2 separate regions of the Mus musculus genome follow, and region 1 is linked to region 2. Evidence: chromatin loops called from intact Hi-C (ENCODE). Cell type or tissue: heart. All regions are shown on one strand. Links, peaks and the distances in the headings refer to the core of each region. The heading gives the core; the rest is flanking DNA. Region 1 overlaps Lpin2 (lipin 2). Region 2 holds the start of Emilin2 (elastin microfibril interfacer 2).

Region 1 (8,336 bases), core at 248-8,247, 87 kb before region 2:
GGTAAGTAGCGGGTGTGCTTTCCCTACTGAGTACACGCCCCACTCAGCATGCCATAGTCGCCTGTAGTTGGCTTTCTAGAGCTGAGACCTCATCCACGTTATTGCGCTTTTGTGGTATCCTTGTGATGAGCGTGTTTGGGTGGCCATGTGGTTTTACGGGTGACACCTCTAACATTCCTAAGGAACACAGTCTAACAGCAAATTCCTGAGCCTGTCTGGCTCTTACAGTATTTCTGCCCCTCTTCAGCAGTGTTCCAGCAGCGTGCAGGATTTTGTGCATCCATTGGGACTGGGCTCCACAGCTCTGCATTTGGACTGGTGGTGGTTTTCTGTAGTGCTCTCCATCTGGTACAAGGAGAACATCCTTGATGAGAGTGTACACTGACTTACTGACACCACATTGGAAAAGCTAGATTTTCCGTACAACACTATCAGTTCTTTCCTTTTTTTTCCCCCCTGTATTTTCATATCTTGTTCAATAGTTACCTCTTTGAGTTGTTTAATTTTACAAAATGTTACTTGAGGTCTGGAGAGAGAGTTCAGTCAGTAAAGTGCTTGCTGTACAAGTATGTGAACCTAGCTTTGATTTTCTGAACCCATGTAAATGCTGGGCATGGTAGCATGTGCTGTTATCTGCTCTGGGGAGACAGATGAGCAGATCCCTAGGTCTTTCTGCCCAGCCAGCACCCCCTGAGCAGGCAAGTCCCCATCCCAGTGAAAATCTTGTCTTATACAAGGTGAATGACACCTAAGGACTTAGAACCCGAGCTTGATCTCGGACCCCATGCACACACATACATGTGCACCCATGCATACACAACGATGTATATACATATACACACATACACATATGCCTACCACACTTCACTCTGTGGCTGAACTGAGTAACAAAACTCTGTAGCCAGTCACCAGCACAGTCTGCAGAAGGCCAGTGGCTGCTCACTGGTCCTGACAGTGTCTGCTGTTGCATAGTGACCTGGGTTAAAAATACTCACAGGAACTATGCTCACAACTCAACACTAGAGTCAGTGAAACATTTGAATGTCTGAGTTCTGCAATACGAGCCCTGCTTATGCTATAACTTGCAAGTGCAGAATGTTTCTCCCATTTCACAATATTATGAAGTTTAAGCTGGGTGTAGTGACTCAACTTGTAACCTCTGCACTTGAAAACTGAGGCAGGATTCTGTGAGTTCAAGATCAGCGTAGCCAGGCCTTGTTCTCCAGAAAGAAAAGAAAACTGAGAGATTAAGAAATAAACTTTTGAAATGCTGTGAAAACATTTTCTTTCAACCCATGGTTACCGGTGTTCCCCAAGTTTGTTGGGGGGGGGGAATCTGTGGGTTATTAACAGTGTTTCTCTGGGACTGTAGCTCTAGAAACCCAGTGCTAAGTTTGGCTGGAGAGTCCAGAATTTGGGTTTGGCTAAGCCTGAAGGAAAAGACTCTTCATGCTAAACCACACTTGTTTCCTCCTCAGATTGACATAGAAATCAATGGCAGTGCTGTGGATCTTCACATGAAATTGGGTGATAATGGGGAAGCCTTCTTTGTAGAGGAGACTGAAGAAGAATATGTGAGTTCTCAAAGCCCTTTGCATGTTGAGCCAGGCTTCTATAGCATGTCACAAAACAGCTCTTCCACTATTTCCATGATTGTGTGAATAATTATTTTTAACTAAACAAGCTTTTGTTATATGTTGAAATCAACTTCTCAGAAAAGAGCTCACACCAGCTTTCAGAGTCCAGAGAGCATGCAGAAAGCTGCTTGTTGTGATATCAAAGGGATTTCCTGCTTCATAGCCATCATAGCTTACGGTTTGACTTGAAGTTATTCAGCCCTGCCTTGAGGCATATCTCTTTAGACTAAGTGTGCAAGTGTATATATGTGACCTTTAAATTTAGAAGAGATGTTTCTGGGGCCAGAAAGAGAGCTCAGTGTTAAAGACACATTTCACATAGGCCTGACAAGCCTGCGTTTTTTATCTCCACATGAAGATGTAGAGAACTCAATGCTGTGCCACACACGAGTCCACTACACACATGCACGCATGTACACACATGCACGATCACACACATACACATATGAGGCTTTCAAGAATGACTCTTTTGTTTGGTTAGCAACGTTATACCCATGACTTTAAGAACCACTGACCTATAATGTCAAGAGATAGAAACTGATTGGCCTATGGCTTTCTATATTTTAGTATACATTTGGCCTCTTCTACAAGTCTATACAAGTCCCTGTCCTTGTGCACTCCAGACACACATAACCCACTTGGGACAAGAACAAACTATTCTTGACGCAGTCATTGTGACTCTTTTCTAAAACTATAGGAGCGTCATTATATCTTTTTCCATAAGAAATTATATCTTATAACAAAATTAAGAAGTTTCAAGTTATTAGGGCACAGGCTTTTGCGGGTGAGCTTCTAGCCTGATGACAGCAAGAGTGACCAGCAGCAAGCAGCGTTAGTTTACTTTGGTCAGTGTTTGCCTATGAGCATGAGGTGCTGCTCTGTGCGTCCTGCAGCCTACAAAGGAGCCTCCTCTGGCTGCTGTGTCCCTGGCCCTCTTGCTGGTGTGTTACTACCTCATCTGCATTGACGTGACATAAACAACATTTCACCTCCTCAGAAGAGGCAAAGAGCAAGTGAAGCATAATAAATATTAGCTGGCTGTCACCACATAACCCAGGAGATGGGGGTTCTTTAGAGCTCTTGCCTGCAGGTACTGCCAGCCTTTCTCTGGAAACCCTGCTTTAGCGGTTTCTTTCTGTGAGCAGATTCCACTGCACGATAGTAAGTTCTAGGACAGCCAGAGCTACATAGGCTCTGTTGCAAAACAAAACAACACAGTAAAAATAAAAATATCCAAATTCATTAAACAAACATTAGAATTACTGTACTAGGACATATACTATGAATAAAATAATAATAAAATAAAGACGTGCTTTTAAAGTGAATTAGAAGGTAACAAAACTCATCAGGTACTGTTTATTTAGTCTGTTTCTCTGACTTCTTCTCACATAATTGTCCACATCAACATTGCTTTTCAGTCAGCGATTCTGAAACAGCCTCTTTCATAGCTGCACAGTTTCCATGGTGAGGTTTCACTGGCTTATCTAGCCCTTGTCTTATTGGTTAGTAGATGCCTTAGCTAGGTTTTTAATGCTGTGATCAATACCATGAATTTATTTCACCTTACAGCTTACTATATGAAGGGAAGTTGGGGCAGGAACCTGGAGGCAGAAACTAAAGAGAATCGTGGCTGACTAGCTTGTTCCTCATGGCTTGCTCTCCTACACAGCCAACCACCGTGGGCTGGGCCCTCCCACGTCAGACATTAATGAAGAAAAAACCCCACAGACTTGCCCAACCAAAGAGCAGTCTAAGGCAGGCAGTTCCTCAGCTGACATTCCCTCTTCCCAGATATATCAGGTGTGTGCTGAGCTGACAAAAACCAACTAGCGTAGACATCCGGGTACTTTCTCCCTCACCCCAGACACTTCTGTGATAAAACTGGAAGACACTCCTGAAAACCATAACAGCTTTGAAATGCAAGGCACCTTGATAAGTAACAAAACCCATTAAATGAAACCTCTAGAAATTAGGGCACATGAGCCTCATCTGGGTGCCTTGGGGGCGTTCAGGCTATGGCAGTTGTATATTGGTGGTGAGCTGGTAAACTAAACTTTCAGCTGCAGGGTGTTTACCAAATCCAAGTTAAAAGTTTTAGTTATGAAAACACACTTTTTTTGAACTATTGTATAAAATTTTGACCATTTAAGTTATGGAGTTAATTTATGCCTGTCTAATGTGCCTCTCCTTTCTTTTGAAAGGCCAAGAAATTCACTAGATTAGTTTATTCAGTATTAAGTTGAAAGTTTAACTATTCTAAACATTGGGCCACCTTTTGTTTTGAATTCCTGAGAGGATATTTGGAATGACATTGACTGACCTCACTCACTGTAGGTGTCCCTAAGTCACAGTCACAGTCACCTTCTTCACCTTCCCATTCATTTGTTCACATGGCTCTAAACCTGCTGGCTTCCTGTTTCTCTCGCCTGCCCTGCTGCCCTTGTTAGATGTGGCCTTGGCCTTGGCCTCTGCCTCATCACATTGTGTCAGTCCTTGTAATGCTCAGCTGCTGCCCTGGGACAGCTCTTTGCACAGAATAATTGGCTTTGCTTCAACCACAGCTTTTGCATGTTGTACTCAGTCACATCCTGAAATGAGCTAGCACTTGAGTCTTGCTAGCACTTGACGTTCTGCCCTTAGGAACTATTCCCTCCTACCCCTATAAAAAGGTGTGTACTCAAAGAGCATCCAGTTTGTCATAGATAACTTTCCTTTTGTTCTTTAAGGAAAAATTACCTGCTTATCTTGCCACCTCACCAATTCCCACTGAAGACCAGTTCTTTAAACATATTGAAACCCCTTTGGTGAAATCAAGTGGAAATGAAAGGCCAGCTCAGAGTTCAGACGTTTCTCACACCTTGGAATCAGAGGCAGTTTTCACTCAGAGTTCTGTGAAAAAGAAGAAACGAAGGAGAAAGAAGTGCAAACAGGACAATAGGAAGGAGGAGCAGGCAGCTTCCCCTGTTGCAGAAGATGTAGGTGATGTGGGTGTGAGCTCAGATGATGAGAAGAGAGCCCAGGCAGCAAGGTAAGGACTTCTGCGGGTGCTTGCCATGCCGTGTGCATCCAGTAGAGGGCCCCAGCTCTATTGTGGGGCCAAGTGTGAGCCGCATCCCACTACCCTCACTGTCAGACCTTCGGCTATGCTACTAAATGCTCCTTGGAACAGTCTGGTGGTTTCTCTGCCAGCTTGGATTGGCTTGGGATGAGCCTTCCAACCTGCAGGTCTTTCCCCTCCCAGTTCCTCCCCTTCCCTTTCTTCTCTCCCAACTGACTGACTGACTGACTTCCTTCTCTCTCTCTCTCTCTCTCTCTCTCATTTTGTTTTGAATTTATGAGCAAAATACCCTTTTATGTTAAAGAAGACTTTTGGTTTTTTGAATGGGATTTTGCTCAACACTTTCATACCAGTTAATAGGAATCTCAAAACCTATACCACTTTTTGAGCCAGCACTGTCCAAAATTTCAAGCCTAGCATTTTAAGGCGGGGTGTACAGTTTTTCTCACTACCTGTTTGACCCAGTGCTCACCCAAACACTGGAAGGACATCCACAAGTGTTGTCGTGGTTCTCTCCCTGGCAGCTCTTTGAGGCTGCAGCCATAGGTGGTGTATTGGCTAGTTTTGTGTCAACTTGACACAGCTGGAGTTATCACAGAGAAAGGACCTTCAGTTGAGGAAATGCCTCCATGAGATCCAACTGTAAGGCATTTTCTCAATTAGTGATCAAGGGGGCAAGGCCCCTTGTGGGTGGGACCATCTCTGGGCTGGTTGTCTTGGGTTCTATAAGAGAGCAGGCTGAGCAAGCCAGTAAAGAACATCCCTCCATGGCCTCTGGATCAGCTCCTGCTTTCTGACCTGCTTGAGTTCCACTCCTGCATCGATCAACAGCAGTATGGAAATGTAAGCCGAATAAACCCTTTCCTCCCCAACTTGCTTCTTGGTCATGATGTTTGTGCAGGAATAGAAACCCTGACTAAGACAGGTGGCCTGCATGTAGTGTCCTTTATGGAACTGGGGAAGGACTCAGGAGAGGGATGCTGACCCATTTGAATATTTCAGCTGAGCTGCTGGAAGGAAATGGTACACTGTCTGGAAACGCTGGGCTTTCACAGAAAAGTGTTGCTATAGAAACTGTGCAGACTAACTTTTGCCTTGATGTGTTTTGCTTATTAAGGTTTTTTTTTTAATTGTCAAATCGTGAGAAACCTGTTATTGATAAATGATTAGTGTATTATAATTATACTATTTTCTGAATAGTAATTCTCCCTTGGAGATGGAACGGTTTCTGTCTAATCAGGAACTTTTCACAATTTCCTTTCATAGAGGACTTCATAAGAGATTTTTTTCTACTTCTATCATGTTTAATGTTCCAAATAGATTTTAAAAACTGGTTGAATGCATATTACTTTTAGCTTCAGAAGATATCATGTATATTTAAGAGGCATTTAACTATTATAAATTATTTGATGACTTTTAAAAAAAAGAGAGAGAAAATACATCAGATACAGAGCAAGGTAAATTATAATGATGACAACTCTAAGTCCTGAAAAGAATGTCTTTCAGTTAGTAAAAACACTGACCAGGCTGAGTTATGAATTCTACTTCTTTATATCTTTGATTCCCAAAGAATTTAACCTGCTTAGAGATGTGGCATTGCTTATTCAAGACTTGTCTCTCTTTCCTGCTTCTAGTCTCTGAAGGACCATTTACCTCCAGCATAAAAACTTGGAGACTTCCAGATCTCTCAGTGCTGAGAGCAGCTCTGTTAAAGTTCTATACATAGTCAAGTGTTTCAGTGGACAAGAAGTGTGTTTTTATAAAACTGTGAAATACTTACATGTGGCAGTTACCTACATGTGTGTTATAATGCCCATTCTATGCCTTATCCTGAAAATGTTTTTGCAGCTAAATTTTTTTAATTAATTAATTTATTTTATGTATATGAGTACACTGTAGCTATACAGATGGTTGTGAGCCATCATATGGTTGCTGGGAATTGAACTCAAGACCTCTGCTCACTTTGGCCCAAAGATTTTTTTATTTATTATTATATGTAAGTACACTGTAGCTGTCTTCAGACACACCAGAAGAGGGCGTCAGATCTCATTACAGATGGAAGTGAGCCACCGTGTGGTTGCTGAGATTTGAACTAAGGACCTTCAGAAAAGTAGTCAGTGCTTTTTACTGCTGAGCCATCTCTTCAGCCCACAGCTAAAATTTTTGATCCACTAAAGCCAACCTGAAGTGATGCTTTTTAGGTCCCCAGAGCCGAAAATTAGCAAAGTTTTAGAATTCTTTAAAAATGAGCAACTTTATCTCAGGAAGTGACAATATTTCTAAGACACACACAAAGCCTCTACTAAACACACGAGAACTGCAACGCTAAAGGAATTCTGTAAACAGATAGTGTCAGTCAGTACATGTCGATATACGACCAGAACTGCTGGGGTCCCAACTGCGTGATAGTTGTTGCTATGGTTGCCAGCACCTATTTGCTTGGTAAGAAGGCATCATGGTACATGTGAGCTTGAGCCTCTGGCAGCATTCAGGGCTAAGTGGTCTGCTCTTCATTCATTTGGATGCTAGTAAGCTGTTAACATCACCCTTTGGAGGAGCCCTCCCCCGAAATTTCCTTAGAACAAAAGTCTGTTTAATTATGCATCTAACAGAAACTAGACAGTAAGAATTAGCTAGCTGTGGGAGTGAGTTCAGGATGTATTATGAACTCAGTGGTGTCTGGCCTGTGACAATTTTTCTTCTCACCCTCCAGGAGGACTGAGCTGCGGCCATAAGCTGCTCAGCTGTGGGGTGTATTCTGAGAAATGCATTAATAGAGAGGCTGACACAGTCTAAATGATACAGAGCTGCCCTTCATCATGAATGTGCTTAGTGAGGACCACAGTGGACACACAGGGATGTATTCAGTCCACAGCCACTGGCCATGCCCTCCACTACATCCCACACAGCCACTGGCCATGCCCTCCACTACATCCCACACAGCCACTGGCCATGCCCTCCACTACATCCCACACAGCCACTGGCCATGCCCTCCACTACATCCCACACAGCCACTGGCCATGCCCTCCACTACATCCCACACAGCCACTGGCCATGCCCTCCACTACATCCCACACAGCCACTGGCCATGCCCTCCACTACATCCCACACAGCCACTGGCCATGCCCTCCACTACATCCCACACAGCCACTGGCCATGCCCTCCACTACATCCCACACAGCCACTGGCCATGCCCTCCACTACATCCCACATTCAACCTACATACTGAGCTGTCTTGTCTCCCCAGCCTCAATTTTTCGTTTCTTTAGGGAAAGTTTAACCTTTGATTTATTTTTATTAGATAATGGTTGGTTCCTAGTGTCTGCTTGAGTATGTTCTTTTTTCCTTTTGAGTAAGATTGTATGTGAGAGTCCATTGAGGGAAGAATTTTAACAGAAAGATCTTGGAAGATGCATGCATTCCTATGTCTTAAGTGATTTTTATCTGTGTGGGAAGGCAGGTAATAGAAAAAGAGGTAATAGAAAGTGTGCTAGAAGGGAAGTAGTACTGAAGAAGTAACAGCGCTTTCTTTCCGTGCTCTCAGCCCTAGAGTGAGTGGGATGGCTCTGGGTTATGTTTAGTACGCTGTCGGCGCACTACTGCTCTGTAAGGCTTACACTCAGTACACTATTGAGCTGAGT
Region 2 (8,336 bases), core at 50-8,049:
GCCTCTACCTCCCGAGTACTGGGATTAAGGGCGTGCGCCACCACTGCCTGGCCATCCCCAGCACCAAATTAGCATTTAAACAACAAGCAAAGCAAGAAGGAGAGCCTGTGTCTATAGCTCCAGCACTCTGGGGGTCAAGGTGTGATCAGAGCCTGTGTCTATAGCTCCAGCACTCTAGGGGTCAAGGTGTGATCAGAGCCTGTGTCTATAGCTCCAGCACTCTAGGGGTCAAGGTGTGATCACCCTGAGTTCAAGACCAGCCTGGGCTATATGTAAATTTCAGGCTACTTAGCAAACCTTGCTTCAAATGCCCAAATTAAAAACAAAACAAAACAAAACAAAACCCCACAATTATCACCAAGTGTGCTGGTGTATGCCTTTAATCTCAGCCCCTCAGAAAGCAGAGACAAGCAGATATCTAAGTTTGAGGCCAACCAGGATTTCATAATAAGGCCCTGTCTCAAAAAAACTACCCCTAGAAACACAAATTTCTATATATGTATGTGTGTATGTATGTATGCATGCATGTAACTATTATGTATGTATGCATGTATTATTTGTGTGTGTCCAGTATGTACATGTGTGTGCCCATGTGTTTACATATATGCATATGTGTTCAGTGTGTGTGCGCATGTGTATACAGATGTGTTCATTGTGTATGGGTGTCTTCAGTGTGTGTGCACATGTGTGCAGGTGTGTATGTTCAGTGTGCGCACACACACGTGCAGACGCTTGTAGAAGCAGAGATGTCAGATGTCCAACTTTCACTCTCTACCTTACCCTCTGACAAGGTCTCTCTCTGAACCTGGAGCTTAGCTGGTAGCAAGCAGGAAGTAGCCATCCCACACTGCCCACCATTTCGTAGTGCTGAGGCTGCCTGGCAGTCCCCATCTCCAGTGTTTTTATGTGAGTGCTAGGGATTCAATCTCAGGGTCTCAAGCTGGCATAGCAAGTACTCTTTACCTACTGAGCCATCTCCCCACCCACCCCTCTTAATTTTTATTTTTAATGAAAAATTTATCTCTGAAGTGTCATAGTAAGAATTAAAATTGTAGGAAAATACAAAATATAACTCTTGTGTAAAGTGAATGAAATTGTCCTGGCTCTCAATCCAATTCTAATGGCAAGCAAACCCTTCTGGACTGTGTCGAATACTCAGTTCGTGTTTCTGTCACAGTGTCAAAACCTCACTTGGCTGTCCTGTCACCAGTAGCTGGCCATGGACTGTGAAGTCTAAATCGAAATACAGACCAATTTAAGGCAGGTTGACAGTTCTGAATCTCTGTGTGGGCCGGCCAGGAAATCTGTATCAGCTGTTTCCCCTATATGTTAAAAAATAAAAAGTAAAGGGCTTCCCTGTGTTTCTGCAAGTTTGTATAACTTTCTTTTTGCCTCTCAGGAACTCTCTACCTGCTTGTGGTTCCCACACGCAGCCTGGGTGGGACCCGGTGACCTACTGTCTACAGCCTTGTCTGCTCCCTGCCCCCTGAATCAGCTTGCTGGGGATACAAGCTCAGCCTGTCCTGAGCCCGGCCAGAGACAGAACTGCCCACCACTGACCATTCTGTACGGCGCTGACAATGTGCTCGAAGACAAACAGCTTATTCTTAGTGGAAACAATCCTCACCATCACGTGTCCCCAACAGCCTTTTATCCACACCAGCGGTCTCCTGAGATCTGGCTTCCACAAAAACTCAAAGAGCTCCCTGATCACCAATTGGGTGAGTACAATGTGTTCGCAGAACCCGCGCTAACAAATCATCGCCCCCCCCCCACCCCGCCCCCGTGCCCAGTTTTTAAGATGCTGGAATCTTTATGAGCAAAAAAGATGTTTAACTATTCTGCACATCACCAAGGGCTATTCCATTCGGAGATCTGCCTCAAGAATCCACAAACCCAACTTGAGAAGAAAAGGGACAAACGTTCTAAAGCAACCTGAGGAGTTTAGTTTAGAAAATCATAACGCTGAAGAGGACAGTTGGGACAAAACTCACCTCCTTCAGAACTCCAACTGGTCAAACCTCTCGGCTAATCCTTCATTTAAAACATTTTAGAATCTCTATGCGACCCAGAACATACAATATGGATCTAATTAGGTTCAGCTGCCTTATGTTAGTAATAAAATTGAAAGAGGAGGGGGGAGAGAGAGAGGAGAGAGAGAGAGAGAGAGAGAGAGAGAGAGATGGGGGTGGGGCCTTTGTTCATCCTCTCCTGTGGCCTAGGGAATCTCAAACTCCCAAATTTTGCGCATCTTCAAGGTTCACGCAGAACAGCACACCATTAAATAGCCCAGAGTAGCTGTGAGCCGTGCAGATATCAGACTTTGTAGAGGGTCTGGAAGAGATTTCCACAAGGACTGAAGTCCAGCGCTCCACCTCACCCACCCACTCGGCCCTCGTGCTCCCCGACTTACACCAGGGCGGATGGACAGGGCATCTGGTTCCAGGGACAGTTGTACTGAGCTTGAATAAAACTCTCGCTTCCCTCCTGTACCGTGCAGCTCACGTTCTTATTCACGATGTAGGCGCACCAGTTTCTGGGGTAGAGAGAAAAGGGCTGGATAAACTTGGAGAACAATGGGGAGAAGGGGGAGACGAATTGACCCAACAAGTTGGCGGTCACCAGCGCTGAAGGCAGGAGCTTGCCAAAGCTGCCACCCCAGGGTGTCTCTTGCGTCTTTGGAACACCAAAGAGTCCCAAACCTGCAGAACAGGATGTGTTCGTGTTCGGGCTCGGTGGCAGATCCCGTAGTTCTGCCGAACACTCCCCATTGCCCGGGTTCGCTTCAGGATGCTTGGGGCGCCTGGTGGGGAGCACATGGCCACCCGGGGGTGGCGACACCCCAAAAGCCTATGGGGCTCTCTCTGCTACCGCCCGTCGCCATTGCCGGGGCAGCTCTGGAGCCCGCAGGCGGATTCGGGAGTGACCGCCTAGGATCTGGGACTCTAGGGCTGGGGGCGAGCATAAGGGACACACTCTTACTTGTTCCTGGCACTGGGCCTCGCGTGGTACCCAGGCTGCGAGCTCGCGTGGCACAGTCCCGCGCCGCCCAGGGCCAGCAGGGCCAGCAGGGCCGGCGTCCAGCGACTGGGTGCTCGGGGTCGGGGCGGGGTCTCCTGACACATCTTGAGCCCCACAAGGCTGCAGGCGGCGGGGCCGCGGGAACCGGCAGCGGGCTCGGGCGCTCGGCGGCCCCTCTGGCTCTTCGTCCCCACGCCTCCGCACTGGCCGCTCCGCGGTCCCTCAATGACGCACAGGTCCCCCCGGGTGCCGCCCTCTTTAATTCACTTCCCTCTCCGAAACGTGACTCTTCCCTTCACCATCTCTCGGCCCATCGCCTCTCGGCAGGGGGTTCGGGGAAAGAGCCAAAGGGTTAGGAACCGGGGTCTTGGTTACAGACTTTTCAATTACACATTCCTTTGGTCTCTTCCCAAACGCCAGCAGCTCCGCCTCTCACCTTCCAAACAGCGCGACCCCAGCCCCTCCGGAAGTGCAGCAAGCTTCGGGCGGTCCCCACCTCGATCCCCCGGGGCCTCTCTCCGGCCAGAAGCCCAGGACCACCCATCAGTTATTGCCCCCCCCCCCCGGCGGGGGGAACCTACTCAAGGGGGACTCAGCGTCGATTTCTTCCTCTGAGGCCCCACCGCCGTCTACCCATCAATCTTTAAGGTCTTGGGCGAAAGTTGAAGACGCAGGAGCTCTCCTAGGCGCAGCTAGTACACGGCTTGAACTTTCCAAATGCGCGGGCTGCTCCTGGATAGTGGGGTTGCCTCCCCGCAGCTGCAAACTGTCATTTGCTACTCCAGTGTTTATGAGGAGATGTCCTGCTCGGACGTTTCTCTTTCCATCAGTATTAAAGGCGGATGTTTCGGTCGGTAAAATGCTGCGCAAACATGAAGACATGAGTTCAGATCCTCAGGCACCCACATAAAAAGTTAGACAGGCTTTCACAAACCTGTAATCCCAGTACTAAGGAGGTGGAGACAGAAGAATCTCTGAGGCTGCAGGCTCACTGACAGACCCTAGCTCAAGGGGGGAGTGCCAGAGAGAGCAATTGACAAGAGGATACAAGACATTAATCTCTGGCCTGCACACACGCACACAGTATGTATGTGCGGGCAAACATTTTTAAAAGACCATTTATTATAATAGTTTTTTTTTGTCTTTGCATCTAAATAGTTCAGATTCTGTTGGTGCCTTCCTGCCTCCCTCCAACCCTTCATTCCTCCATCCTTCCCTCCCTCTCTTGCTCCCCCTGTTGGTCATGTTTTCTGCCTATTCAAACGCTACAGGGGTCTTTGCCAATTTCTCTATAGCCTGACCAAAGTGACTCCACAGATAAAATCAGCCACAGAGGGTAGGGTGTTCTACTTGGGAAGCTGGGGCAAGAGACTCACCTTAGAGGCTAGCCTAGGCTACACACTGCACCACCAAGGAGGGGTATTCTAGAGGAGAGAGAGAGAGAGCTATTCCTTTGAAATTAGTTGCTGCTCCTACCCGCCCTAGTTGGCAAGCCTAGGCTCACTGCTGTACCTGTGAACTAACATGACACTGTTGGCTGGGGGTTGGAGGGACAGGGAAAGTTGGCTATGTTTTGATAAAACTAAATGAAGCCACTGGTTGTTTTATTTTCTCATATGCTTTGCTTTGATGGTTTTATTGGGTCCTTTTGATTTGCAAATTGAAGAAAGAAAATTCCCAAAGTAGAAAATTGTACCATGTAAGGACATAATCCGTTCATGAACTTTCCAAGTGGAAGATTATACAAATAGTGGACTGAAGTCATCCTGCCTTCAAAAGAGCCACGGGGGAGAAATAACAAAGATAAAAGACTGTCCTGTGTAACCTGATCTATGCCTTTCTCTTTGTCTTCTCTGTCACCCAGCTCTAACCTCCATTTTGTCCATTGAGTGTCCTGGGGAAGATCTAGTCTAGAAATGGAGACTGCGTGAAGGAAAAAATAGGGGGCAACCCACAAGTTATGTCCATCAACAACCGGCAGCATGTGTGTATGCATGTGGGTATGTGTGTGTGTGTGTGCGTGCGTGTGTGTGTGTGTGTGTGTGTATGCGCACACGTGAGCACCTGTGTGTGCAGTATGTGCGTGCACGTGTGCATGTATATATGGGTGTGTGCATGTGTGCGTGCTTGTGTGTGTATGTGTGTGTATGTGTACACCTATATGTGTGTGCATGCATGTGTGTACGGGTGCATGTGCATATACCTGTGCATGCAGTGTGTGCACGTGCATGTGTATATGGGTGTGTGTGTGTGCATATGTGAGTGCCCATGTGTGTGTATGCGTGTGAGTGCCTGTGTGTTCATGTGTGCATGTGAGTACATGTATGTGTGCGCACACACACACGTGAGAGAGAGAGAGAGAGAGTGCACACACCTATATATAAAAGTGCTGGTGCCTGCAGAGGCCAAAGGTGTTGACTCTCTTGGAGATAGAGTTACAGGAAATTGTGAGCAGGCTGATGTGATTGTGGGAAATCAAACTAGGGTCTTCAGTATAGACACTTAACCACTGGGCCATCTCTCCAGGCCCAATTTTCCTTTTTTGTTTGTTTGTTTGTTTGTTTGTTTTTTAAGACAAGTTCTCACTATGTAGCCCTGGCCTGGAACTTCCTATGTAAACCAGGCTATCCTCCAACTCACAAAAATCTACCTGCCTCTGTCTCCCAGGTGCTAGCATTAAGGGATTCAATACCCTGTGCAAACTGCTTTTAGCATAGGCCATTCTCAGACTTGGAAGTGAGGTGACCTGGTGGCACAAGCTGCTTTTTCTGTTGAATAAAAGTCATTCCAGGAAGTGCTGTGCATACAACTCGGTGGTCCGATGTTGCCGAGCACATGTAAGGCCATATGTTCAATTCCCAACATGGAAAACAAAACAAAGCAGGAGGCCATTCAAGACTTAGAGAGTCGACCCTGCTTTGAGATGACGGACTGACCATTCAGCCTTTGTCCCTGTGGGCTACACATTCCCAGATGCAAACAATCATATTGTAAAAATACTTAGAAAGGCAAAATTGGGCCTGCATTAAATATGCTATTGTACTTGGTCCCTAAACAACCCAACATAGCAACACTGTATTCTAAGTGGTATTTCCATTGTAAATCATAGGTAGATTTATGTAAGTAGATAACATAGTAGATCATAAGTTATCTGAAGCTGGTTGAGGCTCTTGGGAACTTGTACTCAGGTTAGATGCAAATGCTATGCCACTTTATATAAGGGTCTTGTAGACTCAAAGGTTTTAGCAACCCCAAGGGTGGTGGAAGCAATCCTAAGATCCCAAGAGACAATTATACTTAATCAGCAAAAAAAAAAAAAAAAAGATTCTTCTCTGTAGATACATTTTATTCTGAGCACCAGTTATGTGCAAGTCTTTTCATTTGGTTGGTTTTTTTGTTTTGTTTTGTTTTGTTTTTTTGAGATTGAGTCTAACTATGAAGCCCCTGTTGTCTTTAAACTCGTGGCCTCAGCCTCTAACATTGGAATCACAGGTTTGTGGTGCTACACTTGGCTGTTCTGGGAGTCTGTCACATGCTAGGTGTTGTGCAGAACTACTGGTCTCCATGAGAAAGCTCCAACTTTATAGAGCTTCCAGGTAATTCCTGTGCACAGAACGGAGTGGGTGCACTGTGCAGACAGGCCTCGAGTGAGCCCATGCTTACCATCCAGGCTTCTCCAAACAGAGGTGCAGTATATTTGGCTTAGGGCTTCTCCAAGAAGATAGAACCCTTAGCACCCAGTGGGCTTCGAAGGGATAGCTTCTTTTCTCATTCAGTTGGAAAGGGGGTTGCCACAACCTCAGGAGCTAAAAGGACTTTCCACAAGAAACAGAGCTTTGTACAGAGAGAATGTTTAAGCACACTAAGAAACAAAGCAATTGGGCAGGTCGTCTGGTTCCAGCAGTAGCAATAGCATAAGTGTAGTGGGCAATAGCATAAGTATAGTGGGCAAAATATTGCAAGTTTAGATTCTGGTACTTAATTGCTGATGCCCCTCAGAGTTCTTGAAACCCAGTTTATGCTGACAGTATGTGGAATTTCTCTTGAGTTTAAGATGAAAGTACCCCCATAATAACTTGCACCTTTGATTGGTGTGATCAGTTAACCCAAAGCAAAAAGTCTCAGATGAATTTTCTTTTGTATGGGTTGAACTGTGGGCGTGTAAAACAGCACCCCACAAGTTGTACCCCGAGCCCTAAAACTCCAAGATGAAACAGTTTGGCAAAACCCATTTCTGCCTGGAAGTCTCACTGGTAGAAACTTCCACGGTAGACACAAGGCCCTGAGTTCTACCCTTAGTACCTCACATTTAAAAAAATTATTTCTTTCATTTACTTGTTGGTTATAACATAAGGTGCTTGCCACCTATCTCAGAAGAAGGGACAGAAAGAGAGCCAGAGGTCAGAAAGCCAGAGTAAACCGGTGTCCTCTGTTTGTTTGTTTGGTTGTTGTTGTTTTGTTTTGTTTTTTTCGAGACAGGGTTTCTCTGTATAGCCCTGGCTGTCCTGGAACTCACTGTGTAGACCAGGCTGGCCTTGAACTCAGAAATCCTCCTGTCTCTGCCTCCCAAGTGCTGGAATTAAAGGTGTGTGCCACCACTGCCCAGCAACCAGTGTCCTCTGGATGTGACAGGACCACTGCCCTTATGACCTCACAGCAGCCATGGTCCCCTGCACAGGAGCAGACCAGCATTACAGGCAGCATGGAACAGGAAGAAGTGCATGAACCCCACATCTGGCTGAGGAGATATTGACTTCAGATAGCTTCTGGGAGAAGGAGGGCCAGGTTTCTTTAAGTTTGGCCCCTATAGGTTGGAAGCTCCAGGGGATGACTCCACATTCAGGAATATATGAGTGGTGCAAACGGGACTTGGTGAGTTATTTCTTAAAAAGAAGGTGTGAAGTTGGGAGACAGGGAAAGGGAAGATGGACATGGGATATGACCAAAATATATTCTATGGAGTTCTTAATTTATATATAAATATATATCACACATTTTGTGTATATCATATATATATACACACACACAATCACACATACATATCACATTTTGTATACACACACACACACATTTCTACACACATTTCTTTTTTTTTTTTTTAAGATTTATTTATTTATTATATGTAGCTGTCTTCAGACACTCCAGAAGAGGGAGTCAGATCTCCTTACGGATGGTTGTGAGCCACCATGTGGTTGCTGGGGATTGAACTCAGGACCTTTGGAAGAGCTGGCAAGTGCTCTTAACAGCTGAGCCATCTCTCCAGCCCCCGACTTAGCTTCATTCATTCCAGTGGTTTTTGCGTGTGGTTTTTTAAT

What was found. A loop is a pair of places that touch in the nucleus more often than their neighbours do. Peaks named below come from ENCODE experiments on the same cell type or tissue, not always from the same donor. Only the 100,000 strongest peaks of a DNase experiment are listed, where the experiment ranks them.
Region 1: it touches region 2 in a loop (2.8-fold over the local background); 2 of 42 quality-filtered maps call a loop at or near these places.

The regions. Positions count from the first base shown.
Region 1 is chr17:71,220,577-71,228,912 of GRCm38, forward strand. Lpin2 (lipin 2) reads left to right here. Exons shown (of 20, transcript NM_001357791.1): 3 at 1,479-1,574; 4 at 4,364-4,665. Among named protein-coding and RNA genes, the nearest start is that of Lpin2, 41 kb to the left of the region's middle. In heart, for the core only: CTCF peaks have their summits at 4,712 (motif pointing right) and 6,755 (motif pointing right); no DNase peak of the experiment used is centred there; H3K27ac peaks cover 1,366 bases.
Region 2 is chr17:71,307,736-71,316,071 of GRCm38, forward strand. It overlaps Emilin2 (elastin microfibril interfacer 2), which reads right to left and starts at 3,276. Exons shown (of 8, transcript NM_145158.4): 1 at 2,983-3,276; 2 at 2,414-2,536. The coding sequence starts at 3,125. 4930471L23Rik (RIKEN cDNA 4930471L23 gene) reads left to right here and starts at 7,721. Exons shown (of 3, transcript NR_045460.1): 1 at 7,721-7,893. In heart, for the core only: a CTCF peak has its summit at 4,240 (motif pointing left); DNase peaks (open chromatin) are centred at 2,379, 2,786 and 3,216; H3K4me3 peaks cover 2,984 bases; H3K27ac peaks cover 2,948 bases; H3K27me3 peaks cover 994 bases.